Regions from separate parts of the Homo sapiens genome. Here region 2 is linked to region 1. The links are chromatin contacts, found by Hi-C or POLR2A ChIA-PET in ENCODE. All regions are on one chromosome and are shown on one strand. The core of a region is the stretch at or near the end of the contact, and the rest is flanking DNA. Distances in the headings are between cores, read along the strand shown. Region 1 holds the start of LINC02422 (long intergenic non-protein coding RNA 2422). Region 2 has its middle 31 kb from the start of RESF1.

The links. A loop is a pair of places that touch in the nucleus more often than their neighbours do. ChIA-PET counts read pairs that join two places held with the same protein, here RNA polymerase II (POLR2A). Pooled maps may share reads with other maps.
Region 2: a loop to region 1 is called in a map of B cell, with 2.4 times the contacts of the local background. The contact joins the enhancer-like site here to the promoter of LINC02422 in region 1. A Hi-C loop is called at or near these places in 7 of 168 maps with a recorded cell type or tissue (B cell, CD4-positive, alpha-beta T cell, CD4-positive, alpha-beta memory T cell and 3 more), 8 of 37 single-sample maps with no recorded cell type and 16 of 50 pooled maps. POLR2A ChIA-PET finds 5 or more read pairs at or near these places in 21 of 52 experiments (A549, B cell, CD4-positive, alpha-beta T cell and 16 more).

The regions. Positions count from the first base shown.
Region 1 is chr12:31,884,306-31,890,288 of GRCh38, reverse strand. LINC02422 (long intergenic non-protein coding RNA 2422) reads left to right here and starts at 3,086. Exons shown (of 2, transcript NR_135029.1): 1 at 3,086-3,122.
Region 2 is chr12:31,925,605-31,931,587 of GRCh38, reverse strand. No RefSeq gene overlaps it. Among named protein-coding and RNA genes, the nearest start is that of RESF1, 31 kb to the left of the region's middle. Within about 2 kb of position 2,952, at least 3 of the 41 ENCODE cell types and tissues checked have a DNase peak (open chromatin) inside an H3K27ac peak, as active enhancers do; they include CD4-positive, alpha-beta T cell and CD8-positive, alpha-beta T cell, where a contact is called at or near this core.

The DNA.
Region 1 (5,983 bases), core at 1,837-4,336:
GCTGTGTTGGCCGGGTTGGTCTTGAACTCCTGACCTCAGGTGATCCACCTGCCTTGGCCTTCCAAAGTGCTAGGATTACAGGTGTGAACCACCAACGCCTGGCCTTATTATTTTTAGTTTTGTGTGGTTTTTCTTTTTTAAAGTTTTCTTCTTGAATTCAATGACAACAAGCAATGTTTGAAATTATCTTTTGATTTTAAATAGCTACTGTTTCTACTTTAAAATGAAAGAAACACGATATGTACAAGTTAAAACAATAGAGCTGTTTATGATCATTTACTTTTTTATTGTGACAAAGTATATATTACATAAAATTTAACATTTTAACTTTTTTTTTTTTTTTTTGAGACAGAGTCTTGCTTTGTTGCCCACGCTGGAGTGCAGTGGCACGATCTCAGCTCTCTGCAAGCCCTGCCTCCCCGGTTCTCACCATTCTCCTGCCTCAGCCTCCCGAGTAGCTGGGACTACAGGCGCCCGCCACCACGCCCGGCTAATTTTTTTTTTTTTGAGACAGAGTCTCCCTCTGTCGCCCAGGCTGGAGTGCAGTGGCGCGATCTCAGTCACTGCAAGCTCCGCCTCCTGGGTTCACGCCATTATCCTGCCTCAGCCTCCTGAGTAGCTGGGACTACAGGCGCCCACCACCATGCCCGGCTACTTTTGTTTTTGTATTTTTAGTAGAGACGGGGTTTCACCGTGTTAGCCAGGATGGTCTCGAACTCTTGACCTCGTGATCCACCCGTCTTGGCCTCCCAAAGTGCTGGGATTACAGGCGTGAGCCACCGCGCCCAGCCAATTTTTTGTATTTTTAATAGAGACGGGGTTTCACTGTGTTAGCCAGGAAGGTCTCGATCTCCTGACCTCGTGATCCGCCCGCCTCAGCCTCCCAAAGTGCTGGGATTACAGGCGTGAGCCACCGTGCCCGGCCTTTTTTAACCGTTTTTAAGTGTAACATTCGGTGGCATTACGTACACTCACCGTTGCACAACTGTCGCCACTGAATTTCCCCCAGATTGCAGAGTTACTTTGGGAACACTATTTTGGTGATCTGAGGATTTTCAGAGGCTTTCACTTGAATGTTCTTAATATAATAGCCCTCCCTCGCTTCATCAATCAAAGAACAGTTGCTAAATATACCTTTTCCCACCGTTCATTCTGAGACTAGAGAAGTAACCACTGAATGGCTCCATCACGCCATTGGACACACTGGGAAACTGACTCTGGTCAAGGTTCCATCTATCACCTGGGTTCTGTAAACTTCTACTCTGAGTGGTGGACTATGCTGGATTTGTTGTTGTTGCGTTTGTTTCATTTCATCTTACTTTATTTTGTGTCTCCATGGATTAGCATCAGTTCAGAGCCAAAATCAATTAGCCCCCCCCTCCACCAAAAAAAATATTTACCTGTCTCCAGTTTATAGTCACACTGGGAAATGGCCCTACTTATTTCTGGGGAATGTTTTACTGAAGATCCACAAAACACACCTGTGGTCACATTGCAGTGTGCTTTCGGGCTCCAAGTCTGAACTAGCTTAGTTTGAGAAACTGGCTAAGAGTGTGTGAATTCCCACTACAGTGACTTAAACTAGGTTTCTGCCCACTAGACCTAGAATCATTGCCTGGATATGTGAAGAAGTACTTTGGGCTGCCCTTGTATTTAATTCCTACAGTCTTATGACTGATTACACGATGTTACATATCCCGAAAGTTCATACCCTGTGATCGTACACACTTCATCCCTGTGGGTTACTCTGGTAATTGTACTCACCTTGTGTTATGCAATTTGTGTTCCCCCAAAATCCGTAAGTTGAAACCCTAACCGCCAATGGGATGGTATTAGGAAGTGGGGTCTTTGGGAAATAATTAGGTATAGATGAGCTCATGAGGGTGGAGCTCCTGCTATAGGATTAGTGTCCTTAGAGAAGAGAAAGAGAAGAGCTCTCACTCTCTTTGCCATGTGAGAAGACAGCCATCTGTGAACCAGGAGGCAAGCCTTTACTGCAAACCAGCCATGCTGGCACCCTAATCTCAGGACTTCCAGTCTCCAGAACTTGAGCAATAAATGTTCGTTGTTTAAGTACCCATCTATGGTATTCTGACTGACTAAACCCAAACTGACTAAGACACCTTGTCACTGCAAGCTAAGGATTGCAACTGGCCTCTACCACTCCTGGATCCTTTATTCCAGCTGAGATCAGGAAATTCAATTCCATGGCAACATCCTTTGCCACCATCTCCTGCTGGCAAAGAACAGCTGCAACACAGTTTTATAAGAATGCTCAAGTCTCCTTACTGTTGCATCTGTAATGCCTGGGTATAGGGGACGTCCTCCAGGCTCTTCCAGGGATGACTGTCTTTCAGAGTGGCAGGGCAGGCTGTTCATAACAGATTCATGCATCATTCTTGTTTCCCTGGGCCTTTAGACTCCTTCCTCTACTTGTATACAATGTTCATAACAGCATTATTCATAATAGTCAAAAAGTGGAAACAACCCAACATGTGTTCATTGGCACCATCCTAAGGCTTAGTGTTCATCTGCCCTTTATTTAAGATGAAGAGGTTTTCCTTGCACATCCATTTATTCGCCCTGTTACCGAAATGCCAGGGGTTCTGTCTAGGTACTGCTGCTTGATCACTGAGACAATGGGTATTGCCAGGGAAGAAGGCTTTAGTTGGGTGCTGCAGCTGAGGAGATGGGAGATGAGTTCTAGATCAGTCCCAAATCCATCTCCCTGACTGATTAAAATTAAGGGTTTGTATAACAGAAAAGAAATGTAACCATTTTTGGGAAAACAAGAATTAGGGAGGGGTAAAGGGGAGGAGTTGGTCAACAAGAAGCAGGTGGTTGCTTAGGCAATCATGATGGGTGAGGGGTCTGGCTCCTCATTGTCCAGATGCAGTGATCTGGTAAGTTTCAGTTCCTTGATAATATCTGGGAGGCCTGATGGTTGGCTTCATGAGGAAGGAACTCAGATTAAGACAAATGTAACTTTCTCAAGTTTTAAGACTGGGAGGGTCAGTTTTCTTTCAGTTTCTTTCTTTTATTCAAAAGAAACCACAAATACCAGTTCTATCAGACAGTTGGGCCATTTTCAACTCAAGGCATCTGAGTTCCTCCTCATCAAGGTAGGGTGACTTTAAATGTCTACAAAGGTGGGATGTGGATTGTCCTCAGATTCTGTGTTTGTTTATAGGGGTGTGTGAAAAATTTCCCCTATCATTCAGCCTTCATGATGGAAGATCTTTTTCTCCTTTCTTCTTCCTTTAAGTCTCTATTTCCTTTCACTTTCCCCTGCAATCAAGCTGCTTGTTCTTCTATCTCCTTCCTATTCCCAGCTGTGATTTTATCTAGTCTTTGTGAATTAAGAAACTGGTTTAAGAAACTGGTTTCTAAGCATGCATTTTAATCATTTCAAGTCACAGTCAAGTTAGCAATTCTTGAACTTTTTTTCTGCAACATTGTGGCCTGGGGAAGGCGGGAAAGGAGCTTTTGGGGGATCATTAAGAGAGCAAAGCACAAAGGTATACAGCAAATATAAGCAAATGTATACTTCAGGCCCTAACCATGCCACGTTATAACAGAAACACTTTTCTCCAGGACTCTTGTTGGCATCACCCCTTAGGATCCAGATATGCTGGAGAAGATACAAATCATTCTGACTTAAAGAATCTTCAAATCAGTAAATATTTTTTGAGGATCATTGCCATACCATGTACCATGCAAAATGCCAGGAATACAGCAGTTAAACACAAACACACATGGTTCCTGAATTTGTGGACCATGTTTTTATGAACCTCATAGTACCGGCTAGAATTGTGAAATCATTGTAGGCACCATCTCTACTGCAGAGAAGAAAACTTTTGCATATATTGGAGAACTGAGCCTCTAGTCATATTTCAATATTGTCTCCAAGTCCCTTTTAATTCAAGGCCTTCTTCATTACAATCCACATCCTGGAATAGAAACTTAGACTAGTTGATAGCGTACAAGAGTTGACAAGGCAGAGGAGATGCTCAGAGATAGAAAAGGAGGCTTGTCAGAGTTTCCAAGCTAACTACATTGTATATCTCAGATGAGAGAAAAAGGGTTTCTCTCGTTAATTAAGAAATTCCTTTGGAGATTAATGAGGACAGAATGCAGGATGTACAAGAGAATATTCTCAAACCAAACAGCTTTTAACCTGGGAGAATAAAGAGACCCAAAGGGCTAGTCTTTGTCTAGAGCAGAGAAAACACAGAAGAAAATTTAAAAATATTCCTCCATTCCAATATTTGTATAATCTTGAGGAAAAGGCCTTTTTAAGCAAAAGACAAAATCTTTAATCCAGAGGATATAGAAGAAGAAAAAGATTTATGTTTGGCTACATAAAAATTAAAAACAGCATAGTAAAACATGTGACTAAAATGTTAAAAAGCAAAGAGCATTCTGGGGAAAAATATTTGCAACACTTAAGATTGGCACATATATTTCTTACAAGTAATAAGTCCAACAACTTAATAGGAAAATTGGCATTCTACTGACACTCGTTTGAATTTGGGAAAAAAGTTTTTTTAAAAAGAAAATTGGCAAAAGATATAAACCTACTGTTAAAATAAAAATAAATATTAAATAGCATGCATTAAATACTAAACAAAATAAATATGGCATATAAACAAATGAGAAGATGTTCAACTGCATTCATAATTAAGGAAATGCAAATTAAAATAGCAGAAAACCATTTTAACTTAGATGGATAAATCTCCATGGTGCTGGGGAATTTGCTGGAAAATAGACATACTTGGAACTATAAATCTTTGTAGCTGCATTGGTGGGCAATTTGGCATTTTTTTTTTTTATACTTTAAGTTCTGGGATACATGTGCTGAACGTGCAGGTTTGTTACATAGGTATACATGTGCCATGGTGGTTTGCTGCACCCAACAACCCGTCATCTAGGTTTTAAGCCCCGCATGCATTAGGTATTTGTCCTAATGCTCTCCTTCCCCTTGCCCCCCACCCCCTGACAGGCTCCAGGGTGTGATGTTCCCCTCCCTGTGTTCTTGTGTTCTCATTGTTCAACTCCCACTTATGAGTGAGAATATGCGGTGTTTAGTTTTCCGTTCCTGTGTTAGTTCGCTGAGAATGATGGTTTCCAGCTTCATCCATGTCCCTGCAAAGGACATTGAACTCATTCTTTTTTATGGCTGCATAGTATTTCAAAATGTAAAACACAATATTCTTTACATCAGTCATTTCCTGTTTGCTTTCCAACCCATTCCCTACCCTTCTGCTCTGCTCTGTCCCACAGAGGCTGAGCCCTGCAAACTACAGTTCCTAAGCCCCTTTGCTAACTGGCTTTTATTTAGAATCAGCCAATGGAAAGTGCTGGCAGGAGACTGAAGGGTGAATAATTGAATGGGAGAGCCAGCATATTTCTTTCCCCTTTCTGCATCTGGGGGTCTTCCCAGCAGCGGCTGCATCTGTCTCATATATGACCCAGCTCCCACCAGGCAGGACAGCCCTTCCCACCCAGCTTCTAGCCTCTGGTCACACCGGCTCCTCAATTTGTCCCTCTAGCCCTTGGTGGTTTTATCTTGTTGCTGATCTTTTTTTTTTTTTTTTGAGTGGGGGACACTGTTTCATTCTTGTTGCCCAGGCTGGAGTGTAATGGCGCCATCTTGGCTCACCACAACCACCACCTACTGGGTTCAAACGATTCTCCTGCCTCAGCCTCCTGAGTAGTTGGGATTACAGGCCTGTGCCACCACACTCGGCTAATTTTGTATTTTGGGTTTTTTTTTTGTTTTTTTTTTGTGAGACGGAGTCTCGCTCTGTCACCCAGACTGGAGTGCAGTGGCGTGATCTCGGCTTACTGCAAGCTCCGACTCCCAGGTTCACACCATTCTCCTGCCTCAGCCTCCCAAGTAGCTGGGACTACAGGCGCCCGCCACCACGCCCGGCTAATTTTTGTGTATTGTTTTTAGTAGAGATGGGGTTTCACTGTGTTA
Region 2 (5,983 bases), core at 1,703-4,202, 41 kb before region 1:
GCCTCCCAAGTAGCTGGGACCACAGGTGCACACCACCACACCCCACTAATTTTTGTGTTTTCAGTAGAGACAGGGTTTCGCCATGTTGCCCAGGCTCCTAAGCTCAAGCGATCCACCTGTGTCAGCCTCCCAAAGTGCTGGGATTATAGGCATGAGCCATGGCGCCCAGCCTGAGAAAGAATTATTCATGAAGACCTGGCTGTGTGGGAAATCAGAGTTTTATTATTACTCAAATCAGTCTCCCCAAGCATTCGAGTATTTGGTGATCAGAGTTTTGTTTTTTATTTTTTATTTTTTTTTTGAGATGGAGTCTCACTTTGTTGCCCAGGCTGAAGTGCAGTGGCACGATCTCGGCTCACTGCAATCTCTGCCTCCCAGGTTCAAGCAATTCTTCTGACTCAGCCTCCTGAGTAGCTGGGACTACAGGTGTGCTCCACCATGCATGGCTGATTTTTGTATTTTTAGTAGAGATGGAGTTTCACCACATTGGCCAGGCTGGTCTCAAACTTCTGACCTCGTGGTGATCAGAGTTTTTAAGGATAAATTGGTGGGTGGGGAAGCCAGTGGGTTGCAAGTGCTGATTGGTTGGGTCAGAGATGAAATCACAGGGAGTCAAAGCTGTCCTTTTGCTTGAGTCAGGTCCTGGGCGGGGGCTACAAGATTAGATGAGCCAGTTTACCAAGCTAGGTAGTGCCAGCTGATCCATCAAGTGTACGGTCTGCAAAATGTCTCAAGCACTAATCTTATGTTTTACAATAGTAATGTTATCCCCAGGAGAAATTTGAGGACAGTCAGAATCTTGTAGCCTCCAGCTGCATAACTCCTAAACCATAATTTCTGATCTCGTGGCGAATTTTTTAGTCCTACAAAGGCAGTCTAGTCCCCAAGCAGGAAGGAAGTTTGTTTGGGGAAAGTTAAACTATAAATTGAGTTCCTCCCTGAGTTAGTTCTACGTACACCCAGGAGTCAAATTGGATAGCTTGAAGCAAGATGGAGTTGGTTAGCTCAGATCTCCTTTACTGTCATAATTTTCTCAGTTATAATTTTGCAATGGCAGTTTCTATCTTGTCTCTCCAAAGAGCATAATCTTTACCTGGTGCCTTCAGAATGAGGAATTTTTACCCCATAGGTGTTTTGACTTTATTCATCTTTGTTTGAAGGGGATCTGAATATGCGACCCCAAAATATGACACATTGTCATAGGAAAATTTTGAGCTGAAGGTAATTGAGAATCAGGAGATGCAGGTGGCTGGGAGCGGTGGCTCATGTTTGTAATCCGAGCACTTTGGGAGGCCAAGGCAGGAGGATCACTTGAGCCCAGAAACTCGAGACCAACCTGGGCAACATAGTGAGACCTCATATCTGTGGCAGGCCAGTTCTCCCTGACAGTCACACAGACAGGGCTCCATAGCACTCCATTTACATAGATGAATTTCCACAGCGCTTGCCTTAATATTGGGCTAACAATTAAGTCTAGGGAAAATCAATGCTCGGACGTCAGAACCAGAAATGAAATATATGTTCAGTAAGTGCCTTGCACAGGCTTCTCCTAAAACCTGGAGCACGTCAAGATAATGGAGACAGCCTTACATTCCTTGTACCAGGATCTGTCTCGGGTTGACATCTGGGGCGAGTCAAGGTAACATAGACAGTCCTTGAAACGATTTATTTTAAGGAGGAGGGTCTGGAGCAACTCTTAGGACCAAACCGTAGGTAAGATAAAGTAGAAGTAATTGCTCTGGTGCCAGGATCCTCCTTAAGTAAATTTAGGAGACATTTCTTAATCACCCTGGTACGAGGACCCTCACGGATTAGGTAGATTTAGAGGGCATTTTTGGCCTCTGACCTTCTAGTTGAAGCAAAATTAATTACTGATAAACTTAGGCAAATGTGATACTGCACGTAGGCATGTAGTCCAAACATGTATGAGCATGGGAAGAATTGTAATACCTTGAGTTGGTCTGGCGAATAATCTCTGATCTTCTCCCTGTATCCAGTTACAGAAATAAACTCCCTTCTTTCCCAGTCCATCTGCATCTCATTATTGGGCTGTGAGAACATACAGCCAGGCCTGGTTCGGTTCGGGAACATCTCCACCAAAATTTTTTTTTTTAATTAGCTGAGTGTGGTGGTGCTAGCCTGTGGTCCCAGCTACACAAGAGGCTAAGGCGGGAGGATAGCTTGAACCCTGGAGGTCGAAGCTGCTGTGAGCCATGATCATGTCACTGCACTCCAGCCTGGGTGACAGAGCCTAAAAGCAGGGCATAAATTTCCCATTGAGGAAGGTGCTTCCCCACCCACCCAGTACCAGGGAGAGAAGAGTGATTTTTACCAAAGATGGGAATTAACACCAAGATGAATTTGCATAAACAGATCTTTCTAAAATAGCCCTTATCTTCCATTAATTCCCCCATGTTTCCTACTCAGTGCCCCACAATTAGTTCCTTGAAGCTCAAACCCTCTTTCCTTTGTTAAAAAGGTACATAAAACCGCAAGTCTAACTACTTCTTTCCTGAGAACTCTTTTGCATGCAAATATTAATAAAAATGGTGTGCCTTTTCTCCTGTTACTATGTCTTTTATTAGTTTAATTTGCAGGCCCTCAGTTACAAAACATAAGAGGGTTGAGGAAAATTTTTCCTCTCTGACATGTTTCAGTTAAAAAGGAACCAGCCTGACCAACATGGTGAAACCCCGTCTCTACTAAAAATACAGAAATTAGCCCGGTGTGGTGGTGCATGCCTGTAATCCCAGCTACTCAGGAGGCTGAGGCAGGAGAATCGCCTGAACCCAGGAGGAGGAGAATCGCCTGAACCCAGGAGGCAGAGGTTGCAGTGAGCTGAGATCCTGCCACCGCACTCCAGCCTGGGCAACAAGAGCGAAACTCCGTCTCAAAACAAAACAAAACAAAACCAGCTGAAGAAGTTCCTTTGATTAACAGCACAGCACGGAAATGTTAGCTCTCCTTAGCCAAACCTTGAAAGATACTCTTATTTAATCACAGTTTTAAATGTTAGCTTGCTTACCTTAAAAAAAAAAAAAAGCCAGAAGTCAGATATTCATGATGTGAGATAAAATTCTTAAGTGTGGAGGGAACAAAAACTACAACCTTTTGTAAAAGTCACAAAAGGCCAATCTATTGTATCACATATCCTCAAAGAAGAGTCAGGGCATGCTGAAACATGCTGTGTTTTGTTTTTACTAACATTTTCCTTATTACAAAAATGTTACATTCTCATTAGATAAGAATACTTAAAAAAATAAAATATTATCAATATAATTAATGCACTGGTGTTTTTCCTCCTATAACTTTTCTGTGCATAGTTTTCCCTTTCTTTAATTACATGTTATAATGTAATCCTTATAAACATAATTTTAATGATTGAATATGTTTCCAAGGAAAAGAAATATAGTTTACTAAACCATTTCTCTAGTCGTGGACAAAGAGTTGATGGAGACATTTATTGTGTGTGTGCTTTTACATTGACATTTTAAAAACAAGAACTTCTGAAAAATACAAAAGTACAAAAAGTTGCAAAAATTCAATTTCCTACTTTCCTCCCCAGAAATAACCACTGTTTAATTTTATTTTGTGCATATCTTTCCAGACCTTTGTCTTTGAACATACATTCATATTGAAAGGCAAAATCCTTACACAAATTTGCTAAATTAGTTATAAGATTGCTTAACTTTCTCAGGGCAATAAAGACCTGGAACATTTGGAATTAATGTCTCTATCAGGTGGCAAAAGCATCCTAACAATGTATCAATGTTTACAGATTAATTTCTAATCTTATAGAGCAGTAGTGCAGTAGTTTTTCTGTACCTTCGTCAGATGTTGGTTCTTGTCGGCTCTTCATATTTGTGGGTTTTACATTTGAGGATTCAACCAACTGCAGATCAAAATATTTTTAAAAAAGTAGTTGGGGGCGGTGGCTCACGCCTGTGATCCCAGAACTTTGGGAGAACAAGATGGGGGAGGATCATTTGAGCCCAGGAGATTGAGACCAGCCTGAGTACATGGGGAGACTCCATGTCTACAGAAAATAAAAAAATTAGCCAGGCACTGTGGTGTGTGCCTGTGGGACACAGCTACTTGGGAGGTTGTGGTGGGAGGGTCGCTTGAGCCTGAGCAGTTAAGGCTGCAGTGAGCCGGGATCATGCCACTGCAAAACTGCACTCCAGCCTGGGTGACAGAGCAAGACCCTGTCTCAAAAAAACAAAAAACAGGCTAGGCGAGGTGGCTCATGCCTGTGATCCCAGCACTTCGGGAGGCTGAGGCGGGCAGATCACCTGAGGTCGGGAGTTCGAGACCAGCCTGACCAACATGGGGAAACCCTGTCTCTACTGAAAATACAAAAAATTGGCGGGGTGCAGTGGCTCACGCCTGTAATCCCAGCATTTTGGGAGGCCGAGGTGGGTGGATCACGAGGTCAGGAGTTCGAGACCAGACTGGCCAATATGGTGAAACCCTGTCTCTACTAAAAATACAAAAATTAGTCGGGCGTGGTGGCACTCGCCTGTAGTCCCAGCTACTCGGGAGGCTGAGGCAGAAGAATCACTTGAACCTGGGAGGCAGAGGTTGCAGTGAGCCGAGATTGTGCTACTGCACTCCTGCCTGGGCAACAAGAGCAAAACTGTCTCAAAAAAACCAAAAACAAAACAAAAAAAGAGGCCTAGCACAGTGGTGTGGAGTTCCAGCTACTCAGAAGGCTGAGGTGGGAGGATTGCTTGAGCCCAGGAGTTTGAGGCTGCAGTGAGCTATGATTGTGCCACTGCACTCCAGCCTGGGCAACAGACTGAGACCCCGTCTTTTTTTTTTTTTTTTTTTTCAGATGGAGTCTCGCACTGTGGCCCAGGCTGGAGTGCAGTGGTGCGATCTCGGCTCACTGCAAGCTCCGCCTCCCGGGTTCACGCCGTTCTCCTGCCTCAGCCTCCCGGTAGCTGAGACTACAGGCGCCTGCTACCACGCCCGGCTAATTTTTTGTATTTTTAGTAGAGACGGGGTTTCACCGTGTTAGTCAGGATGGTCTTAATCTCCTGACCCCGTGATCTGCCCACCTCGGCCTCCCAAAGTGCTGGGATTACAGGCATGATCCACCGTGCCTGGCCGAAACAGTTTATTAACATGTGCCGCCTGTATACACGCCTGACCCTGTCTCTTAAAAAAAAAAAAGATTGCTTCTGTACTGAACATGTACAGACTATTTTTTCTTGTCACTAGTCCCTAAACAATACAGAATTACAACTATTTACATAGCATTTACATTGTATTATGTATTATAAGTAATCTAGAGATGATTTAAAGTGTGTAGGAGGATGTGAGTAGGTCATATGCAAATACTATGTAATTTTACATAAGAGACTTAAGCATCCGTGGATTTTGGTAACTGAGGGTGGATCCTAGAACCAATCCCACATGGATACTTATCATTTCTTACGAGTGTGACATTCGGGCAAGTGGACTTGGAAAATGATCTGGCATGGTATCAAAAATCAAGCAATTGGCTGGGCGCGGTGGCTCACGCCTGTAATCCCAGCACTTTGGGAGGCCGAGGCAGGTGGATCTCGAGGTCAGGAGATCGAGATCATCCTGGCTAACACCATGAAACCCTGTCTCTACTAAAAATACAAAAAATTAGCTGGGCGTGGTGGCAGGCACCTGTAGTCCCAGCTACTCGGGAAGCTGAGGCAGGAGAATGGCATGAACCCGGGAGGCGGAGTTTGCAGTGAGCTGAGATCGCGCCACTGTACTCTAGCCTGGGCGACAGAGTGAGACTCTATCTCAAAAAAAAAAAAAAAAAAAAAAATCAAGCAATTATCATTTACCTCTTTACAGAATTGGTATACATTTTCTTTAAATATACATAGAGTATACATATTTAAGGTATATATTTATACACACATACCTTCTCACTTGGAAGTTATGAAAGTATTTTCTAAAATTTTTTTTCTGTTAGCTTTATATCTTTATTTGGCTTAAA